2 separate regions of the Mus musculus genome follow, and region 2 is linked to region 1. A link is a loop called in an ENCODE intact Hi-C map of the cell type or tissue named here. Cell type or tissue: left cerebral cortex. All regions are shown on one strand. Each heading gives the region's core, and the rest is flanking DNA. Links, peaks and the distances in the headings are about the cores only. Region 1 has its middle 31 kb from the start of Pms2. Region 2 has its middle 19 kb from the start of Lmtk2.

Region 1 (5,000 bases), core at 1-5,000:
GGTGGAAGAGCAGATGATTCCAGATCACTTGTATGTGTACACCCCCACACACCCACACACACACAGATTGAAATAAAACAAAATGTATAGTTCAGGGTGTTAAATGCATTCCTAGTGTCTCACAGCTAGCATTTGAGTTCTGACCCTCTTCCCAGACAGAAATTCTGTACCTACCAAGCCCCTCAGATCACACTAAGAGGTGTACATGCCATGGGAATCTGTATACTGTAACATCCACACCCTTCATGAGTTTGAATGCTATTTCTTTGTAGCTATGAAGGGGAGAAAGTCCGTGGACTGTATGAGGGAGAAGGCTTTGCTGTCTTTCAAGGCGGAAACACCTACCACGTAAGTCACAATTATTGGAGCCAACAGGGCTGGAAGAAAGGAATAGACTGAAAGTCTTCCATTCCCAAGGCTTGAGCGAATGCCACAGATTCCTCTAAAACTTTTTTGTTTTGTTTTGTTTTTTGAGACAGGGTTTCTCTGTGTAGCCCTGGCTGTCCTGGAACTCACTCTGTAGAACAGGCTGGCCTCAAACTCAGAAATCTGCCTGCCTCTGCCTCCCGAGAGCTGGGCTCCTCTAAGACTTTTAGAAGTACTGCACACTGATTTTATCCTGAACCCCAACTATCTACTTAAGGTGAAGTGTAACTCAGTATAACTGAAGTGCTTATTTTAGATTTCAATCTTTCTTTTCCTGATTTTTAACTATTGTCAAGCCATAGATTCATCACTAAGTAAATACAGTCACCACAGATGAGATACCAAACTTGGATGCTTAAGTCCTCCACACAAAATGCTTCAGGGTTTGCAAAGAACCTACACATATCACTGGGGCTAGAGAGATGGCTCGCCAGGGTTTGCTGCTCTTGTAGAAGAAAGAGGACCAGTGTTTGGTTCACAGCACCAGAGTGGCATTTCACAAGTGCCTTTGGCTCCAGATCCAGGGGGTATGATGCCCTCTTCTTGCCTTTTCCAGGGCTGCACTCACATCACACATCACACACACACACACACACACATATCTTAAAGAAATAGAACCTAGTGGGCATCTTCCCATATACTGTGTTGTTATTTGTTTTCTTGTGGTGCTGAGGATTGAATCCAGGGCCTTGAGAATGTTATCCAAGTGTTCTACCATCAGTATGCACACCCTGCATATTCATTGTCATTGCTACACAACTTACAGTACTGAATATAAAGCAAATGATATGCAAATGGCATGTAAATGAAATACAAATTATATGCAAATAGTCATTAGACTGTATGTTTTAGGGAGAGATGGTCTTTTTAAAAAACTGCAGGTCTAGTCCACGTGCAACTGTTTCAGTCCTGGCTACATAGTCAATGTCAGTAACAATCTGACTTCTTTCCCCCAAATATATTCTATAGGTATTTGATTCTGTCTACTGGTTTAACACAGAGGCTGCCCTAAGTTAGTTTGAACTGTCAACTCGACATATTACCTAAGAAGGGAGTCTCAATTGAAGGATCACTCAGATCAGTTTGGCCTATAAGCACACACGTGGGGGATTGTGTTGTTGCTATAGAAGGGTCCAGTCCACTGTAGGTGGTGCTATTCCCTAGGCGGGTGGTGCTATGCTGATCAAGAAAGCTAGATAAAGAAAAGACAGCAAGCAGCGTTCCTTCATGGTTTCTGCCTCAAGTGCCTGCTTGAGTTACTGTCCCAGTGTCCCTCAGTGACGGACTGTGAGCTGGAAGTGTAAGCCAAATCACTGCTTTTGGTCAGAGTGCTTCAGCATAGCAACAGAGATGAAACTCAGGCCAAGAATGATGAGCAGAGTCTCGGGGCTGAGGGTGTGGCCCCATGGCAGATCACTTGCCTAACGTGCAGAAATCCCTGAGTCCATCCCTGCCACTGCAAAGAATAAAAACAAACAAACCAAAAAGGGCAAAATCTCAGTTTCACTATTGTTTTGTGATAAACGTTCTCAGCTAACACTGTTTCTTCTCACTCTTTAAATAGATACATCAATATTTTATATATTAGTCGCATAACACTAGATTGCAGTTAGAATTGTTTTCAGTTATAAATTTATTATGTATTATTATATGATTTTCATCACTGTAGAACCCACACCAAAATACAAGATAAGTCTTAAAATTTTTGATGTGGCCAGGCAGTGGTGGCACACGCCTTTAATCCCAGCACTCGGGAGGCAGAGGCAGGCAGATTTCTGAGTTCGAGGCCAGCTTGGTCTACAAAGTGAGTTCCAGGACAGCCAGGGCTACACAGAGAAACCCTGTCTCAAAAAAACCAAAAAAAAAAACCAAAAAAAAATTTTTTGATGTGTTGTGAAGCATACACAACATTTGTTAATCTTTTTAAGTGGACAGTCTAGTGGTCTTAAACATCCCGTCACCCCTGACAGCCCAGAACTTTCTGACCATCATAAAATGAAGCTTGGCAGCCATGAAATGATAGCTCCCTGGCTTACCTGACAGTGATCCTGTGTAATGCTCAAAAATTGCTAGATGCAACTGTTCCATAATTGTTGGATTTTTTTAAGGGTTGTTTTCCCTTTACTTGTAGGCCACAATTAAGATATTCATTCATTCATTCATTCATTCATTCATGATTACCAGAAACATGTGCTTATGTAAAAAAATAAAATTTAAAGATTTCTAGGTCTTATGTGTATGTCCGTGTTCCATGTGTGTGCAGATGCCCATGGAGACCAGAAGGGGGTATTGGGTCCCCTGGAGCTGAAGTTCTCCACATGCTCATACATAGCTATACATGTGTGTATCTGTCTGCACACAGTTATGTGCATATGCGCGATGATGATTTCCAATAAGAGAAAACAAAGTGCGAGGCTCACAAATGTGCCGTGTCTAATGGTTGTGTTTGGTTTTACAGCGTAGGAAATGGGCCTTGTCCGTGCTAGTCAGGCGTCTCTCCCACTGAGCTTTCTTCTCAGCCCCAAATCTTGAAAGCTCGAAGTGAAAAATCAAAAGGGTTTGAATTCTTTTCGCCTGTAGTTCAGAGATTTTCCAGTGACTTCCTTAGGAGACTGACTGTGGTTATCAGGTCTAGGTTTTGGGGAAGTTGTAAACTCCTCCTTGGATCTTTTTTGGCTCAGAATGGCTCACTGTGTGTGTGTGTGTGGTGCAGGCTCAGAGTGGGCACCACACTGCGGCAGCTGCCGCCAGCCAGCCAGCACATTCCTGCAGGTAAAGGGGCGGGGCGGGCGGGTGGGCGGGGTTCCAGTCTAGGAGGGGAGCCACTGTCTAGATCCCCACTGTCCACGGCTCCCATCTGAGAGGTCACGATTATTTCTCTCCTAGGGTATGTTTTCAGAAGGACTGATGCATGGACAAGGCACTTACATTTGGGCTGACGGATTGAAGTACGAGGTAAAGTATTGTCGTGTGTAAGAGCTGTCAGGGATTAATTGTAGAATTAATCACAGGTCGGCGCTCTGCACTTTTTTTTTTTAAAGATTTATTTATGGGGCTGGAGAGATGTACAATGTACTCATATAAATAAAATTAAATAAAATAAACATTTTTTAAAAAGATTTATTTATTTATTGTATATAAGTGCACTGTAGCTGTCTTCAGACACACCAAAAGTGTGCGTCAGATCACATTGCAGATGGTGTGAGCCACCCATGTGGTTGCTGGGCTTTGAACTCAGTTAGTGCTCCTAACCACTGAACCATCTCTCCAGCCCCGCTCCCTGCACTATTTTTAAAGAATTCATTTTTATTTTTTAAAGTATGTGTGTGTGTGTGTGTGTGTGTGTGTGTGTGTGTGTGTGTCTCGTGTCTGTGTGTTGTTATGGCTGTTGACTTGAGGCGGTCTCAGAGGCTACAGGAAGATAACGGATACTCTAGAGCTGCAGTCACATACAATTGGGAGCTGCTGGTATGGATGCTGGAAACGGCACTCATGCTCTAACTGTTGAACCATCTTTCTAGCCCTCTAGATAGACAATTCTTATAAAAGTAAGTCAAGTTAGGTGTGGTAGCACACGCCTTTAATCCCAGTACTTGGGAGGCAGAGGCCAGGAGGTCTCTGTGAGTTTAAAGCCAGCCTGATCTACAGAACCAGTTTTAGGACAGCCAGGCTACATACTGAGACACTGTCTCAAAAAAACAATTTAAAAAGAAAGAAAGAAAGTTAGCATAGTTAGGATGATATCATGGAATCCCAGTACTTGGGAAGCTGAGGCAGGAGGACACCCTGAGTCTACATAATAAGATGCTACTTCTGAAAAAGAAAAAAACTCAATGCAAAGGGCAGTGTTAGCACAGGACCAAACCTGGAGAGAACAGGACGATGCAGAGGCCAACTTGTCACTCCATGTAGTAACGCGGTGACTGCATCAGGTGCCTGCGAATCCCTGGAGCTGGCTTTATGTGTAGCCCCGGAGGTGTCCTGTGTTTACACATCACACGGGTGGCGTTCAGTGGTGATCTGTGTATTCTCTGCGTGCATTGCACACAGATAGATGTATGTTAAATCCCTCATGCTTTATCTGAACACAGTTTCTCTATCTCTTTTATTCCTTTATTTTTTTTACTAACTAAGCCATCCCCATCCCCGCAGAGCCTCTCTTTTTCCTGGCTGCATGCATCCCATTATGGGGGTTTCACAAAAACCATCTGGGTTGCTGGGCTGAGGGGAAGTGAGTATTTTTAAACTGATTGTGAGAACAGATTTGTCCTCTGAGACTGTGCCAGTTTCAGCTCCCACTCTCAAAGCCTGTGAAGTCTGAAGTGCTGTTCTAGAAATCTCCGCTGCAGAGTTACTAATGCCATGGTGTCCATAAATGGTAAGAGACATTTAAGGCAAATACACGGAGCACGTGGATTCAGAGGGCAGCTGGGCAGCGGGCACGAGCTGCAGAGGTACAGGGATGGCGAGAGAGGGTTGATCCTCCACTGAGGGGGCCTGGGGATCCACCCTCAACAGTGTGTTAGGGCCCAGTTTTCTGAGAGAACTCCCTTTCCGTGCAACCCCCACCTTCC
Region 2 (12,854 bases), core at 4,069-9,068, 140 kb after region 1:
GCTGATCACGTTACATTTACAGTCAGAAGCAGAGAACAGCAAATATTTTATGTATTTATGTTAGCGTTCAGATCACTCTTTTCAGGCAGGCTGGTATCCCAGGGAATGGAACCACCCACAGTGGGCAGGTCTTCCCACTTCAACATAATCAAGATAATACACATACACACACACACACACACACACACACACACACACACACACACACACCAACTACTTCAAGCTATCCTAATCTCTAGAAACTCTGTCATTTAGAATTTCTTCTCAGGCGATTATATATTATGCCAAGCTGACAAGTAAAACTAATTATCATTATAGAGAGTTATTAATCTAGAATCATGGCCATAGGTCACCATGATGATGAGGCCCTAAAGTGAGAGAACAAGCTTTTAGGTCCAAGGAGGGGCTTCATTAGAAGACACAACTATCATAGAGGCCTAACTGGAAAGAGTCTTCAATTTCTTTCAGAGCCAAGAGATTAGGCATTGTGTCATAGATAATGCTATGGGGTCCCCCAAAGGAAGAGACAGACCCATTGGTTCCCACAATATTTGGAGAGTTATAATATATTGTAGGGAAAGTGGTGGGGTCTTTTTTTTTTTTTAATTTCATTTGTGTACATTGGTGTCTTGACTGCATGGATGTCTGTCTGTGTGAGGGTGTCAGATCCCCTGGATTAGGAATTACAGACAGTAGTGAGCTGCCATGTGGGTCCTGGGCATTGAACCCTGGTCTTCTGGAAAAGCAGCCAGTGCTCTCAATCCCTGAACCTTATCCAGGCTGTGGTGGGGTCTTGGAAAGAGAGAGAGCCTCTAGTCCCAGAAAACAAAGGGATTTGTTTGTGATTCTTATCGGTTTTTTGGTTTTGTTTTGTTTTTAATTGTTGTTTATTTTTGAGAAGGGAGCAGTATGTATGAATGTGTGACCTAGTCTGCATACTACAGGTCAGGCAGATGCTGACAATACAAAGTTATCTTGGCTCTGGGCAGTGGGGAACAGGGCAGGGCCACAAGGTTACAGCACATTTGCTTATGAGCTCTGTCTGAGAGTGGAAAGAGTAATGGGTGGAAAGGGGATGGACCTGGTTGCTTTGAAAGAGGAAGGCAGCTATGACCTAAGAGGATTAGGACCTGAGTTCAGTCCTCAGCACCATCTATCCAGGAGTAGAGTGTTAGTTCACTTCTACAATCCCAGCACTGAGATGCAAAGATAGGAAGGTCAAAACTTCAAGGTTATCCTTGGCTACATAACAAATTTGAGGCTATCCTGGGACATATGAGTGGGAGTCTCAAGAAAAGAAGTATGGGGCTGGAGAGATGGCTCAGCAGTTAAGAGCACTGACTGTTCCCAGCACTTGGGAAGCAGAGGCAGGCATATTTCTGAGTTCGAGGTCAGCCTGGTCTATAGTGTGAGTTCCAGGACAGCCAAGGCTACACAGAGAAACCCTGTCTCGAAAAAAAAACAAAAAACAAAAAACAAAACAAAAAAAAAAGCACTGACTGTTTGTCCCGAGGTCCTGAGTTCAATTCCCAGCAACCACATGGTGGCTCACAACCATCTGTAATGAGATCTGATGCCCTCTTCTGGTGTATGTGAAGACAGCTACAGTGTACTCATATAAATATAAGGTTTTTTAAAAAAAAAAAAAAAAAAGGAAGGAAGGAAGAAAGAAAGAAAGAAAGAAAGAAAGAAAGAAAAAGAAAGAAAGGAAGGAAGGAAGGAAGAAAGGAAGAAAGTAAGAAAGAAGGAAAGAAAGAAAGAAGGAAAGAAAGAAAGAAAGAAAGAAAGAAAGAAAGAAAGAAAGAAAGAAAAGAAGGGTGGAAGGAAGGAGGAGAATCTTTTAAAGGCATTCCCATCTAATGACTTACTTCTTCCAACAACGTTCCACCCTTTAACAGTCCACTTAGTTTTGAGCTCATAAGTGAATTCATTCATGCATACAGAAAACTAGGACAGCAGCCTTCAGTTAGTGATGTCTTCATTACTTCAATTCAATCCATTAGTAATGTCTTTGGCTTGACTTTTGTAAATGTCTGGGGCTCTATACTCCAACCAGGGTCTAAGATGTCAAAATCTTTGCTCTGAATTAAATGAGTCTACTTGCCAATGTATTCATTGCTGTGACAAAATACCTGAGAAGGGCAATTAAAGGAAGAAAGGATTTGGCCAGGCATGCTAGCATACATGGTTAATCCTAGCACTGGAGAGGCAGGCAGGTATCTAAGTTCTAGGCTAGCCTGCTCCACAAAGCAAGTTCCCACAGATATGATGAAGGCCTAAATTTGAATCTTCAGTACCCACCTAATAGCTGAATGTTGTGCATATGACAGATGATCCACTGGCTAAAAGTACATATTGCTCTTGCAGAGGATCTAAGTTCAAAGCACAGCACCCACATTGGGTGGCTCACAACTACCTGCACTCTAACTCCAGGGATCTGATGTCTTCTGGCAGTTACAGATGGCTGTAAGCCACCACATGGGTGCTGGAGTTTGAACCCAGAAGATCACATGACTGCTGAAACATCTCTCCAACTTCATGAAATAAATCTCTAACATAAAAATAAGGTAGAGGGCAATTGTGGAAGACACCTAACTTTGACCTTTGGTTTTCATGTGCTCAGGCATAGGCATGTGCACACATACACACAGCAATGCATGTACGGAAAGATAGCTGTCAGCTGCCCATAATGGCACACACTCGTAAATCCCAGCACTTGGAAGATTGAAACAGAATGGTCTTCAAGGCTCAGCCAAGCATCTGTAATTTCAGCTGAAGTAGGAATATTGCTGCACATTTTATGTCAGTCTGGGCTACAGTGAATCCTTCACTCAAAAAAAATGATAATTTTTACCATCTCACTATGTAGAAGTTGGTCTCACACTTTCAATCTTCCTGCCTTAGCTTCCCAAGTGCTGGTATTATAAGTGTGTGCTACCACAGCCTGATACATTTATAACAAGACAAATCAAGACAAGCCTTAAAGTGTGAACATGATGACTGGAGTTCAAGTTGTCATCTTGGACCATGGGGACAATGTCACACCTAAGGGATGGCAGAACAGGCATCCAGAAAAGACACCTGAGGTCTTTGTGCTGCCAGCCTACCCAAAACTGCTCATCGAGGTTTTTAAGTGAGAAAAGATAGACTTTCTTATTTAAGACAGTCTTATTTGGCAGGGATGGGGGTGGAGGGTGTTCCAAATCTTCACAGCTGAACTTAAGACTAACTGACATCAAGTAGTCTGGTGAATCAGTCTAAATTCTTAGTTGTAACCACAGAACTAATTTTAACTGGTTTGAGCAAAAGAAGAATGTGTTAAAGAGTACTGGGTAATATATCTCAAAAAGAGCTGGAGAATCTGGCTCAGAGTCTACTCAGAAAGAAGCAGATCTCAAAGCACATAAAAATTAGTTCAACAAAGCCACTGCCACTGAAGCAAATGGCAGACTGGCTAATTGTTTCTCTCTAGGCACTGGATGGAGTCCTAGCCAACCTCTTTCAATCTGGACATGCCTGGCACTCACTTTTCTTTCTCTCAGCTTCAGGTTGCCACATAGCAAAATCCAAGCTGTGAGGGAGGTAGGAAAGATCATCCCTAGCTGAAAGAGAGCCAGAGAAATGGTCTCTAGCTGCAAGGGAGGCAGAGAAATGGTCCCTAGCTGCAAGGGAGACAGAGAAATGGTCCCTAGCTCAAGGAAGGCAAGGAAAATAAGTCTTAGCTGCAAAGGTGCAGGGAAATATCATCATCAGGCTTCTGTGATGTTATTGGATAGGCAGAAAAAAATGATCATTGCCTACTATGTGTACCCCAGCCTTCCTAACAGTTTTCCAAGCCAGAATCCCAGATGACTGTTTGTTGGATGGAGCTTCTGCTTTCTCTTTGTATAGAGGACATCCCTGATAGATTGTGGCTGAAATTATGACTTAATCAGCTACACTCTGTATGCTTTATATTGCTTATTACTTTGGATTTAATTTATCTATGTAGTGCCTCTTGCCATTTGCCAGTCCATTCGAACATGCGGCAACTGCTCCTGACCCAGCAAAAACCGTTCCATATAACTCTCCCCCTAAATTAGTTATTATTATTATTATTATTATTATTATTATTATTATCATCACCAAGAGGATAAGTTAAGCAGCTGTAGCCAACTTTCAAGGCCAGGTCAAAAGAACTGGCTTTCTCATAACAGAGTGTGGATTCAATATAGTTTTCTCATCTATAAAGTTAAGGCTTTGGCAGGTTGCAATGGCACATAGCTGTAATTTTAACTCTGGTGAGGCTGAGACAAGAAGATGGCAAGTTCAAGGCCAGTCTGGACTACATGGTAAATTCTAAGCCAGTCTGAGTGATACAAGTGAAACACTGCCACAAAACAAAGCAACTGGAAAACAGCCAGTGAAGACTTTGGAGTCAATGGTTTCTGAGGACTGACTCATACTGATGCACCAGGGTTTGATGTTGCTGTTTTCTTACTATTAAAATAACATTTATTTGCTTATTGATTGACGGATTAATTGATTGTGTGTGTGTGTGTGTGTGTGTGTGTGTGTGTGTGTGTGTAGGTTAGAGGATGACTTTTGGAAATCGGTTCTCTCCTACCATGTGAGTCCTAGGGACTGAACTCGGATTGTTGGGCTTGATTGCCAACCGAGTCATCTTGCCCACCAATGCTGTGTTTTTAAGTTTTCTAGAGGTGCTTCCTAGAAGCAGATTTTGTGGCCAAGAGTTAGGAGTCGTGGGACTTTTTTGTATAGCCTAGTTTCCATTGTTAAAATGTATGTTTGGAACTGGAGAGAGAGCTCAGTTGGGAAAGCGCTAGCCTTATAAGTGCTAGGCACTGAGTTTGATTCCTAGATCTCCTGTAAAAAGACCTGGGTGTGGTGGTGCATGCCTGTCATGGCCTGGGAGGTACAGACATAGGGATCCCCGGGAACTCACTGGTCAGCCAGTTTAGCCAATTTCAAGAGTGCCAGGCTACTGAGAGACCTTATCTCAAAAAACAAGGTGAGGGCCAGGACTGTAAGTCAGTGACTGAGCACTTGCCAAGCCTGGGTGAAGCCCTAGGTTCAATTTCTAACATTATCCACAAAAGAAGAAGGGGGATGGAGGTGGGAGGAGGAAGAGAAGGAGGAAAAAGAGAAGGAGAAGGGGAAGAGGAGGAAGAGGAGGAGAAGGAGGAGGAGAGGAGAGGAGGAGGAGAGGGAGGAGGAGGAAAAGAGGGAAGAAGAGCAAAAGGAAGAACAGAAGAAAGCCATTGAGGTTGTCTCAGACATATTTTTATGACTGGGTGTGGTGACACATGCCTATAATCCCAGCACATGGGAGGCCGGAATAAAAAGAAAGTTGGTATGAGTTAAAGCCAGCCTGGGCTATAATATGAATTCAAGGCCAGACAAAACTAACAGTAAAACTGTCTCAAAACAAACAAGCAAACAAACAAACAAAGGAAAAATAAAAAATAAAAATAAATAAATAAAAATAAAAAAACAAGGTAACTCTCAAAGGATAACACCCAAGGCTAACCTCTGGTCACTGCACACATAAAAACACATGGACATGCACCACACATACATGTGCAGCTACATGACCATCCTCATCTGTAGGCAGCAGTCAGAGAATCACTGCCTGCTCAGTGCTTTGGAAACCTCAAACACCTGCTTAAACAAGGTCGCACCTCCTAACCCTTCCCAAACAGTTCTCAAATGGAAACTGAGCTTGCAAATGTATGACCCTATGAGGCCATTCCCATTCAAACGGAGAGGGTGAAAAGTTTTTTGAAAGCCTGAGTTTGGTCTCCAGAACTTGCATCAAAACCAAATTAACAACAACAACAACAAAAATAATAATAAAAGAAAGTTAAAACTAAATGCACACATCTGTGTCACCCTAGCATTCCTATGGAGAGATGCTAGGTGGAGACAGAATCACCTGGAAGCTTATGAATACCCTAGTCTGCAGTATACAGAGCTGCTGAAATGGCAAGAAAGACCCTTCCTCAACAAGGTGAAGGGTGAGATGCAAACAGGGCCTACAGGGCATGCATGTATGTGTGCAGGCATACAGACACACATACACACACCCACACATATACACGTGCACAGATACACATATGCACACCTACACCCACACCCCCGACACACATACAGACAGACATGCACACACTCACACAATTTTGAAAAAAATGATCTTGTCTTAAACAAAAGAGGTTCAAATGATATAACAACAACAACAACAACAACAACAACAACAACGTGTTTGCTCAGAGCCCTCATGTTTTCTAAGATTCTGTTGGATCTTATTAGGAGGCTTCAAGCCAAGTGACACATTGCCCAAGCATCTCATCTCTTCAGCAATTCACTGATAATTATAATCGATACAGAGAAAAATAACAAACTCTGTCCCTGACTCTTCTGCTATGAAAGAGCTGCTGCCTGCTCTATGGGTGTGAGCAAGCTGGCTAATTAGCTCTGGAGACCTAGATTTCCCCACCCCCACCCTCCAGCTGTTGTCCCTGACTTGTTAGGTACTACAGAATTATGTAGATTTATTCTCCCTCCTCCCCTACCTCCTCTTTTCCTTCTTTCTTCCCTTCTCTTTCCCTTCTTCCTACCTCCCCCTCCCTCCTCCTCCTCCCTCCTCCTCCCTCTTCCTCCCTCCTCCTCGTCCCTCTGTCCTCCTGTTTTTCCTTCCTTTCCCTTCTCATCCTCCTCTCTCCTTCCTTCTCTTCCTGCCCCCTTTCTCCCTTCCTTCCCTCCTTCCCTTCTCTCTCCCTCCATCCTCCTCCCTCTCCTCCCTCCTTCCTCACTTCTTCCTTTCTTCCCTCCATCCGCTCCTGCCCACTTGCTTTCTTCCTCCATCCCTTCCTCTTTCATTCACTTTCTCTTTCATGGTGTTGGTGATCAAATGAAAGGTGTCGTTCATGCTAGGTGGGTGCTCTATGGTGTCTTTGTTTGCTTGTTTCCGTTTCATTTTTTTCAGATGGGAGTATAGCTCAAGCTGGCTTGCTCTTGAATGGGAAATCCTCTCCCTTCAGCCTCCAAGCTTCTGGAATTTCAAGTGTGTGCCACTGAAATCACCTAGATTCCTGATCTCCAAAGAAGCCACCCCTGTGGTAGCTGCCGATTCCTTGAGACAGGCTTAGACCTACCCACAGAGACTCGAATAAAAATAGGGCACATAGGGGGGCTGGTGAGATGGCTCAGTGGGTAAGAGCACCCGACTGCTCTTCTGAAGGTCCAGAGTTCAAATCCCAGCAACCACATGGTGGCTCACAACCATCCATAACAAGATCTGACTCCCTCTTCTGGTGTGTCTGAAGACAGCTACAGTGTACTTACATATAATAATAAATAAATCTTTAAAAAAAAAATAATAGGGCACATAGAACCTCTCTTCTGGGCATCTATCTCTCCCTTGCTCAGAAACAGGATTGAAACGATGAGACTGAGTGATGAGCAAATGCTAACAATCCTTCAAGAATCGAAACTAAGAGTTTCAGTGGAATGCAGCTAACCATGCCCACCAAAAATAAAACACCCCTGCCTCCCTCGGCCGATTCAATTATCTCTCTAAAAATGGCACTTTATTTTTTTTTTAACACTTCCCAACAGGCAGCAGATCTAGCAAGTGAGTTCTTGTGAACAGCAGTGAATAATCAGGCAATTGGGGCCAAGACGTGAAAGAAAACATGGCCTGGCTTGGCCATGAATAGAGATGGCAAAAATGAATAATACTGCTTTGGTGCCATCTGGATTGGTTTTTGTGATCAAAAGCATACTTTTAAGAATCTGAGCTTCCTAGTCCTGACAGCATGTTGGTGACAGAGCCTCTGTTCTTGCAGGGGGAGGGGACAATGAAAAACAAATCTCCTCTGTAAAGTCAACCAGCTTCAAAACAAAATGATGGGGCTAGAGAGGTTCTTTTCTCAGGAAAGGGCATGTCTTGCTTTTGCAGAGGACCCCTGTTCAGTTCTCAGCACCCATGCCAGGCAGCTCTCAAGAGCCTAAAGCTCCTGGGGACCTGACGCCCTCTTCTGGATTTGATGGGTATCTGCACTCATGTGCACACACACACACACACACACACACACACACACACACACACACACACATACACACACACTTAATTAAAAATAAAATAGGGAAAACTGAAAGAGGGAACTCAAGTGAGCTGCGGCCATGATGGAAGAAACTGAGATGAAGACAACTCAGAATCTGTCCTGCATGAATAGAAGTTCTCTGAGTTCACCTCTGAGCAGTTCCAGAAGCTAAGAAAGCACTCGGAGACAGACTCAAACCCTAAGGAGGGAACTCTGCAGGCCTTGGCTGAGAAACTCAAACTGACCAAAGGGAGTCATCAGATACTGGTTCTTTAAGCAGCGTCAAAATGAGACGAGGTGCAAGCAGTTTTCTAAGGGCTACAAGAGTTGGAGAATGTGCTGTCCCCGCTGTACATCAAGAGGGACCACCAGTCAGAAGAACTCCAAGGGGTCCTCTCAAAATGATCCTGGGCTTCCCAAAGTGTTGGAAGCCTTGAAGAGTCTCACACTCTCTCCTGGGTACCAAAGCAGAGATTTCTGTCGCAGGATTTCTGACTCCCTAGCATATCTAACAGATGCTCTGTTTGTTAATGTTTTTCCAAATTCCCTGTTGAGGCAGGGGACATTGGGTCTTACATCTATCAATGGTACATTAGTAATAAACCTAGCTATTCCCACAAAAAAAAAAAAAAAGGTCATAAAATACACTTCCACCAGGCGGTGGTGGCGCACGCCTTTGATCCCAGCACTCAGGAGGCAGAGGCAGGCGGATTTCTGAGTTCGAGGCCAGCCTGGTCTACAAAGTGAGTTTCAGGACAGCCAGGGCTATACAGAGAAACCCTGTCTCGAAAAACCAAAAAAAAAAAAAAAAAAACCCAAAAACCAACACACTTCCACTCACGTACACACACCTGCCTGTATAGAAACCTTCCTTTTGACCTATACAATGATCCAGGTTCATTAATAAAAGAATGAAAAAAATAAAGAGAAAATAGAACAGAAGCATCCATAGTCCTACTGTTTAGGAAAAGAACCAAACCAAACCAAACACTGCTTTGAGAAGTGCCTTCCAGTCCTCATGAATATGCATGATCTGGACATGAATATGCATATGCGTATGGGCTCATGCTGCATTCTACTTAACATGGTAAGGCATTTTCTCTTGTTGACATAGTCCTTCCTTGTCTGGTCATGTGTCATATCTACATGAGTCTTCTTTTCTGTGTTATGAGGTTTTGTTTGAGGGCCCTCTGTAGCCTACGCTAACTTTGAATTTGTAGCCAAGGCTAGCCTTGAACTTTGCAATCTTCCTGTTCCCACCTCCTGAGTGCTGGGATGATGACAGGTGTGGGCCACCGAGTTCAGTTTACATTTTCCATTTTTCAACTGTTGCAGTAGAGGAATGTCACAAGTGTGTGCCTGTGTGTTACATGTGTGTGTGAACAAGAGCCAGAGGTAGTTGTTGAGAGTCTTCCTCAATTGCTGTTTATCTAAGTTTTTTTTAATGTGTGCATAAGTGTTTAAATGTATTTGAAGATTTTAACTGTGTGTTTAACATTTAAATGTATTTTTAGCCATTTTAAAGCCTGCATGTATATATGTGTATACCATGCATGCCTGATGCCCTTTGTCTTAGTTAGGGTTTCCATGGCTAGGAAGAGACACTGTGACCACAGCAACTCTTATAAAGGCAAACATTTAGTTAGGGCTGGCTTACAGTTCAGAGGTTCAGTCCATTATCATCACGGCAGGAGGCCTGGCAGCCTGCAGGCAGCACGGAGGAAACTGTTCTAAGATGGGCAGAGCTTGAGTGTAGGAGGCCTTAAAGCCCGCCCCCACAATGACACACTTCCTCCAACAAAACCACACCTACTCCAAAAAGGCCACTAATCTTTTAGTGGCACCTCCTAATTGTGCCACTACCCATTGGCCAGGCATTCAAACAGGTGAATCTATGGAGACCAAACCTGTTTGTTTGGTTTTGCAGTGAGGTGCGTATTTTACATATCAAAGCAGACCTGGTCTCCAGGTCCTCCCAGCATCCCTCAGTCCCTACCTGGCATACCCTGCCCCAACCCTGAACCTTCCAGCCCAGGAGCTGGGCTGCCCTTCCCCCAGAGGCTCTTCCCTATATAACCCAGACATTTTGGTCTCTCCTGCTCTCTCCTCCTCTTCCTTGTCCTCCTCCTCCTCATTCTCCACTTCTCCCTCCTCCTCTTCCCCTTCCTCCTCTTCCTCCTCTCCTCCTCCCCTTCTCTCTGTGCATGTTCCTTTTTCTTTCTCTTCCCCTTCTCCACCTCTCTCCATGGCGACTCCTCTGGCTTCAATCCTTGGGGCCAGTGAATTCATCTGAGAGAAGCTTCCCAGTAAACCTGCCTTTAGTATAATCTAATTTGGCTTGAAATGGCTCATTTCACCAGTGGTGGAGAAATAACCTATCACTGTTCAAACCACCATACCCTTCATCCCCTGGAACTATAGCTACTGAAGGGTGTGGCCTGTTCTGTGCGTGCTGGTAACCAAACCTCAGTCCTTTACTAGAGCAGCAAGTCCTCTTAACTGCAGCCACCTCTCTCCAGCCCTTCCTTAACCTTAGGTTTTGACACAGGGTCTCTCAGTGGGACCCTGAGCTTACTAATTAGTCTTAGACTGCCTGGCCAGAAAGCCCCTGGATCTTCCTGTTTCTGTCTCCTGGTGCTGAAGTGCACTGCCACACCTGGGTACTGGGAATCCGAACTCAGGTCGGAATGCTTATGCATTATTATTATTATTATTATTATTATTATCATTATCCACTGGCCTTTCTTCCCAGCCCAGGAAAGGTCATTCTTTTTTTTTTTTTTTCTCCTCTCGAGACAGGGTTTCTCTGTATAGCCCTGGTTGTCCTGGAACTCACTCTGTAGACCAGGCTGGCCTCGAACTCAGAAATCCACCTGCCTCTGCCTCCCAAGTGCTGGGATTAAAGGCGTGCGCCACCACGCCTGTCTGGAAAGGTCATTCTTAAAGGGATTTGGGAACAGTGAGCAAGATCTGCGGGTTGCAACTATGCCATGCCATTTGTCGCCTGACACCTTCGTGGACAGCAAATGGGAATAAATGAGATGTGAATCTGGCTAAGTTTAGCTTCTGGTGTTCCAGTCACCTTTGCCCAGTCTATCCTCAAAGTCTCAACCAGCCTGCCTGGGTGCACGGAGCTCTAACCCTTCCCCAGGTTGGGCAGAGATGATCCTTGCCCCTGCCCCAGGCAGAAACAGTGTAGGGAGACAGCCAGAGGGCTCAAAGCTCAAGTGATGTCACTGGTAGAAGGTCAGCCTCCCCAGGAGTCCTCCCTGTATGTCAGACAATGACCTAAAAGACGTCACTCTCTGAGATGATTCCCTAGTCCCTGCATCTAGAAAATGGGCGCAGCTCCAACCTTGGAGAGTTTCTTCTGTCGAGTGACGACATAACGCAGGAGACATGTTTGCAAGGCTCCTGGGACACTCAGGTATTGGAGCATCCTGAGAATTACAGACTTGTGTGGGGAATCCAAAAGGTTCCAACCCAACTTGGTGTGGCAGTTCCAACCTTCAATCCCAGTACTTGGGAGGCAGAGACAGGTGGACATACCAGAGCTATGTAGTGAGACTCTGTCTCAAAAACAAACAAAGGCTATGTCTCAAAAACAAAGGTTATAACCAGAGAGGAGGAAATCCCACTTGTGGTCTGGGCTCTGTGATAGAGCCCTTGCCTAGAATCCCCCAGGGCGAGGCTGGGGGCTTGGCTGAAAGGTAAAGCTAATGTCTAGCCGGTTACAAGGCTCAGGTTTTTATCCCTGCCCTTCCCCTGCACTGATGAGAAAACCGAAGCAAAGCACCTTTTTCTTAATAAGAAGAAATAGCCACACCTCCTTGTGCTATTAAATAATAAGTCCATTGAAAGTCCATTACAGAAAGAACCACACATTCCGGACCAGCCTGTTAGCAGATGCAGGAACTACCATAATAAATACCTTTGGACACAAACAGGTGGGGCCATGGGAGGTACAGGAAGTCACCTTGGACTTCCTTTATCCTAAAGTCACCTTTAGCCCTTGCCACAAGGGATGGGGGCTGCTGATGAGACACAACTTCCTGCTGGGCTCTGAGCCCAAAAAAAGGAACCACAGGCAGGCTCTGACTGTGGCTGCGAAGCTATTGTTAGTTTATTTGAGCTTTGACTCCAGCAGGCAGGTCACAGGTGTGTCATTTCCTCACTTCTTAAGGCTGGCCACTCTGTGTTGTGAGGAATATAGAACATCTTTCCTTTCTTGAGACATCCTCCCCACCCCCAAAGTTCATAGGCTTCCTTGAGACCACCATGGGGACTCTTGGGTGAGAGAGGGTGGCACTGTAGGGCAACCAGAGGATCAAGTGTTGGCTGAGTGTGACTGTGAATGCCGGCAATCCTACCAGGAGAGAGAATTTCTTGTGTGAAGCCAACTTTGGCTCTCCAGAAGCAAGAACCCGTTAAATGTCTCAAAAATGAAAAAAGGAGACTTAAATGGACCCTCACCAGGGGATTCCAGGCAAGCTCTTTCCCTTGGAGCCATGCACCTAGCTCTTTATTAGAGGATTCAAGGCAAGGGTTCTACCCTACCACTGAAGTACATCTCCATTTCCTCACTGGAGGACACTATTATTGGGGTCCAGGAGTTGCCCCACAAATCCCAGGAATGCCAATCTCAGTCAGACAGGGATGGTTTATTGAACACACATCTAAAGACTGATGGACCAGGGCAATGACTCAGGCTCGAGAGTTCAAAGCTGTATGCTGGGCATTTCACTTATA

Evidence for each region. A loop is a pair of places that touch in the nucleus more often than their neighbours do. Peaks named below come from ENCODE experiments on the same cell type or tissue, not always from the same donor. Only the 100,000 strongest peaks of a DNase experiment are listed, where the experiment ranks them.
Region 2: a loop joins it to region 1, with 4 times the contacts of the local background. A loop is called at or near these places in 4 of 42 quality-filtered maps.

The regions. Positions count from the first base shown.
Region 1 is chr5:143,938,648-143,943,647 of GRCm38, forward strand. It overlaps a transcript of Pms2 not described here. Among named protein-coding and RNA genes, the nearest start is that of Pms2, 31 kb to the left of the region's middle. In left cerebral cortex, for the core only: a CTCF peak has its summit at 2,705 (motif pointing right); DNase peaks (open chromatin) are centred at 3,046 and 4,699; H3K27ac peaks cover 1,420 bases.
Region 2 is chr5:144,074,568-144,087,421 of GRCm38, forward strand. No RefSeq gene overlaps it. Among named protein-coding and RNA genes, the nearest start is that of Lmtk2, 19 kb to the right of the region's middle. In left cerebral cortex, for the core only: no CTCF peak of the experiment used is centred there; DNase peaks (open chromatin) are centred at 7,102 and 7,634; H3K27ac peaks cover 2,261 bases.